2 separate regions of the Homo sapiens genome follow, and region 2 is linked to region 1. Evidence: chromatin contacts called from ENCODE Hi-C or POLR2A ChIA-PET data. All regions are on one chromosome and are shown on one strand. Each heading gives the region's core, a stretch centred on a gene start or an enhancer-like site at or near the end of the contact. The rest is flanking DNA. Distances are from core to core; before and after follow the strand shown. Region 1 holds the start of MAPK8 (mitogen-activated protein kinase 8). Region 2 holds the start of ANTXRL (ANTXR like).

Region 1 (2,506 bases), core at 4-2,503:
AAAGGTCCATCTATTATACTTCAGTCAAAGCATCCTCTTCCATGAAAGGATACTTTACCTTCACACCAAACCTCTTCATCTGAGTACGGTACTAAACAGCTGCTGAATGAATGAATGAATGAAAAAACAGATGTTCTAATTGCCAAGGAGGTACTTGCTGGATGCTTATCTCAAAACACAATGGACTGACGGACCAGAATTCTACTGGAAAGATCGCTGGATTTCAGAGGTAAAAATAGTAATCACTGGACAATGCCATGTAGTCAACATGTTATTAAATTCGCAGTAAAGACCAAGCAGGGAACTTTCAGAAATAAAAACGGAAAGTGTTCATCAGGGTACTTTAAAATGGACTTGGTTCTACCATCTCTGAATCGGGAACACAAATGCGAGACAAAGAGATGGGAGGGTGGGGTGAAAAAGTCAAAAGGTCACCACCGATGACCCTCAAGAGAAATGCGCGCTGACCACCGAAGCTCGGGCCAAGCTGGATGGACACCTCCCACCCGAGCCACGGGCCTGGGCTCTCTGCCCTGCAGCCCAGAGCTGCAGGCCACTCTGGCCCTTTTCAGCGCTGCTGCCTGCGTTCGCCCAGAACGTTAGCACAAAGAAAGCATCGAGAAGCAAAATACGGTCCCTATGGGCGCGGGGCAGGCTTGGGGACCTGCCGGCAGAAGCGCTCTCCCCGGCTCCCCGCCGCCCCGGAGGCAGCCAGGGCGCGGCGGGCCGCAAAGACACCTCCGTCCGACCCTTGCCGAAGTGTTTCAGAACTTGCCACCCACCCCCCCGCTCCATTTTCTTCTCCCGCCGCGGAGGCAGGACCCACGCGAAGAGGACGCGAGAGGACAGGCGGGCGGGGCTCGCGGCGGCAGGCGGGCTGGCGGGCAGCGGAGCGCACCCAGGTCCCGCAGCCCCACGCCCCCTCGGCTGGCCCCCGCCTCCGCGCCGCTATTGTTCCCGCGCCGCCCCCGCCCACCGCGCGCTCCCGCCCCCACTCCCAGGAGGGGGTTACGGCTGAGGAGAAGGCGGCGGCGGCGGCAGCGGCACAATAACATAAACACGACGGGGCCGCCTGCCGTCCCGGCCCTGCGGCGTCCGCCGCACTCACCCGGCAGCGCAGCGAACGGCGACAGGGAAGCCCGCCAGCGGGGACAGGGGCCGTCCGGGGTGGTCGCCGCGGCCGTTACCCAGCGCTGCTCGCGGCTCCGCAATCCAAGCCGCGTCGTCCGGCCTCGGCCGCTCGGCTGAGTAACAGAGACGCGGGCCGTCACCGCGCACGCCCGCGCACGTCATCGCGCAGGGCCCCGCCCCCGCGCCTCCCGAGCGGCCGGCGGGGCGGGGCAGCCCCGGGGCCCGGATTGCGGGGGCGGGGCCGCCGCCCGGGGACGGCGCTACTCCAGGGGTTACGAGAGGACTTGCGGAGGTCGCTTGGAGGCGGAGCCGCGGAGAGAGCCTCCGAGGGCTGTGGGTGAGGGGCGTGGCCTGGAGCGGGAGGGGCGGGCCCTGTGGCGGCACGTGGCGGCGCGTGGCCCCAGGGGACCGCATCTGGTTGGCGGCGGTAGCCAGGTCAGAGCTTAAGCCTTCGGGCCTCGTCGGCACAGGGTTGAAGGGCAGGTGCGCTTAGGCCTAACCTGCGCAGCGAACAGGCACCCCCTTCCGGTACACACACCTGAGTGATGAAGAGCTGGTTACCTTGACCGACAATATGTTCCATTCTGAGGACACCTGTCCGGGTCCCAGAAACCTACAGAGAGATAAGTGTTCTCTTCAGCTGCCCGGGAAAAGCTGCCTCCAGTTTTTCCAAAATCCACCTCCTCCGAGATTCCTTGCAAATCCACCTCTTCCCAGATTCCTTGCATTACCTGGTTTACTTCTGAGGCCCCACAAAGCGTGTAAATGTTACAGAAGCGATAAATTGACAAGTCCTTTAAATATCCAACAACGGGTGGAAAGGCGTTTGAACTACCTACACCATTCGGTAGAATACATTTTAGCAATTTAAATGCCATGTGTTCAAGGAATTCTTAACAACATAGGAACATGTTCACAATGTATCATTAAGAGAAAGAAGCAAGAAACAAGTCATATATAGAATGGTCCCACTTAGATACTATATATACACATAGAAAAAACCTGGAAAGAAATACACCAAATTATGTTAACAATGGTTCATCATTGGACTATGGAATAAAGGGTGACTTGGTTCTCGTTTATACTTTGGGTATTTTCTCATGTTTTCCGAGAGGAATAGTTATGTTCACAATCAGAAACAAGTAAGTTACTTTAATAATGAATATATAAATATTTGTTGAATAAATGAATGATTTCAGGTAAACTACTTTCCTATTACATGTGGGGCTGGCCTGTTTCTGGTGATTCTGAAAGGGAACATACAGATGATTATTCATTCATTCTCTTCCCATTTCCTCTCTCCCTCCCTCTCAACCTTCTTAATTTCCTTCCTGCCATCCTTTGTTCCTGCAATAATTATTTATTGCATGCCCAT
Region 2 (2,506 bases), core at 3-2,502, 2.0 Mb after region 1:
CATTCTCCTGAAGATTGCACCACTGCTGCTACTGAATAAGCACAGAGTATTACCACCCAGCAGGAGGAGCAGGAAAGGGAACCAAGGCAATCTCTCCAAAGCTGAACATTTGCCTCTTTTCTTTCCTGGTGAGCCAGAAGGTGCCTAATACGTAGCCCAGCTTCCCCAGGGCCAGCCTGAAACAGACCAAACTGTTCTGAAAGTGTAGGAACTATCGCGTGGCTCTCCAAGTTGCAGAAGAGGCACTTAGAAGCAGCCAACCAAAGGCCTTCTCTAAGCAGTGACATTAGAATGCCCAACACAGGCAACAAAGCAATCTCTGTGGGGCCCAGTAAAATAGAAGTCATTTGCGTGAAAAAACAAACAAGCAAAACAACACAGAAACCCCAAACATCCGCAGTGAGCATCTGAGAACTGCTGAGAGGCAGGTCCGAGCAATCATCTGTTGCAGCAGCGTGAGGATGAGGATGCTGACCCAGCTGATGGAGGGGTAGGGAATCGTCCAGAACCCCTTTGGTGGCTTTTTTCCTCATCCAGGAGATGAAGCACCAGGGAAAAGAAAGCCAGGGCATTCTTTCTGCCTCAGAAAAACAGGAGGCCTAGGTCTGGTCTGACCAAAGTTTGGCCCTGCTTCTGTGACGGAAGCTTGCATCTCCTTGAGTGGTGTCCTGTCCCTAGTGAAAAAGAGACAGTGGCTCCTGAGGGTGACCCAGGGCCAGAGCTAGAAGGGACACTCACTTGTCCAAGATGAAGTAGAGGTCAAATGAGCCCTGGCATCTGTGACCTGCTTGCCCCTGGCGCCAGTGCTGCCTCCATCCTGGGCCATGGTGGTGGTGGGCTCTCCTGGAGCCCAGGGCCAGGCGGTGAAATATTCTCCAGTCAGGTCCATGGTACCGAAGGCTTCCTGCTCTAAAAAGCGGTGGAGGAAGCAGCAGCAGCAGCAGGAAGACCAGGAAGTAGGGCCCCAGGGACTCATGGCTCCCCATTATCTGGCTGTCCCTGTGACCCCACCTCACTCTTGGGTGCCTGTGCCAGGGCCCAGAGAGGCTGAGCACAGGCCCCTTCTTTGCCGCCTCCCCTTATGCCCGGGGCCACACCCCTCCTCCTGCCCTTTCACCAGTGCACACTATGGCCCTCCACCAGGTACCTCCCCAGATCGCAGGGACTAGGGTCAGCAGCTGGCTCTGGGAGACTTGCTTCCAGCTACCTGCCTGGCCCTTCCCCCACCCTGGGGACAGAATTCTCTGTTATGGTTGACAGGAAGGTTGACATGGTGACTTTGTGACCTGCAGCTCTTCCCAATGTCCTGCATGTTGACAACATCAGGGGGAGGCACAGGACCTTTGGAGGGGCTACAAGAGGAAGCCTCCATTTCCCTTATAACAGCCCTCACAGTGTCCCTTAAAACCACTAGACCCTGCTGTTTGTTCATTGGAAGAGTTAGCCCAGGTGAGTTAGGTGAGGACATTGCTGTGGGTGAGGAGGTCAAGGACTGGGAGGCCAGAGTGTTGGCAATGGGAGGTTATTTGTGTGACACTGAAGTCCCCCAGGAGATGGCAGTTCGGGAAGGAGATGGAAACTGCAGTGTTGCCAGAGTCTTTGTGAATGAGGGACATTCCGGTTCTCTACTGCTGTGTAACAGACCACCTACATTTAGGGACACAGAACAGGCCCATTTTATTATGCTCACAGGTTCTGAGGATCAGGCACTCAGGGCGGAGTTAGGAGGGCTCCTCATGTCTGGGGCCCCATAACTTGAAGGATTGGGCACTGGAATTATCTGGAGGCTGCTCCACTCACAAGTGTGGCTCCTAGGCAGGAGGGCCCAAAACCTGGGCTCAGCTGGGACTGTGAATGGAGACCCTGCATGTAGCCTCCCCGTGTGACCTGGGCTTCCTCCCAGCATGGCAGCTTCAGGGTGCTTGGGCTTTTACAGGTGGCCCAGAGGTCCAAGAGTGAGTATTTTCAGTGAGCACGGCAGAAACTGTAGAGCTTTTTATGACATCACCTTGGAAGTCACACAGTGTCACTTCCACTGTGCTCTATTGGTCCAAGCAGTCACAGCTGCCAAGAGTCAATGGGCAGGAACACAGGCCCCCTCTCTAGGGAAAGAATGTGGACAGGTTCACATCCCAGTGTCAAAACTGCTGTATGACCAACGCTTTGAATAGCAGAGAGGTTACAGTGTGTGGAAAGACGTAGGCACCAATGAGTGAGACTCAAACAGGACTCAGAAAAGTCAGACTGTAACTGTTAGAAACACCTTAATCAATTTTATTTTATTTTGTATGCACAAGAGTGATATCCAATTAAAAATCGTTCTCTAATAAGTCTAAAATATATCTTTCAATATGTGTAATATACAAATTACAAGTGATAAAAGTATTGGGTTAGTTTTTTGTTCTTTGATTTCTTTTGTTTTGGAACTGTATTTAATATAATAGAGTATCTTAAATAAGGGGTATTTCAGAATGAATGAAGCCCAGTATATTTCCTTCAAAAGCAT

What was found. Hi-C counts contacts between places; a loop is a spot of excess contacts on that map. ChIA-PET counts read pairs that join two places held with the same protein, here RNA polymerase II (POLR2A). Pooled maps may share reads with other maps.
Region 2: a map of B cell shows a loop between it and region 1 (15-fold over the local background). The contact joins the promoter of ANTXRL here to the promoter of MAPK8 in region 1. A Hi-C loop is called at or near these places in 1 of 168 maps with a recorded cell type or tissue (B cell) and 8 of 50 pooled maps. POLR2A ChIA-PET finds 5 or more read pairs at or near these places in 1 of 52 experiments (T-cell).

Annotation. Positions count from the first base shown.
Region 1 is chr10:48,305,424-48,307,929 of GRCh38, reverse strand. MAPK8 (mitogen-activated protein kinase 8) reads right to left here and starts at 1,253. Exons shown (of 12, transcript NM_001323329.2): 1 at 1,109-1,253. RefSeq lists a silencer at 673-1,622.
Region 2 is chr10:46,285,743-46,288,248 of GRCh38, reverse strand. ANTXRL (ANTXR like) reads right to left here and starts at 1,252. Exons shown (of 17, transcript NM_001278688.3): 1 at 739-1,252. The coding sequence starts at 986. LOC105378577 (a long non-coding RNA gene) reads right to left here. Exons shown (of 1, transcript NR_160731.1): 1 at 2,252-2,506.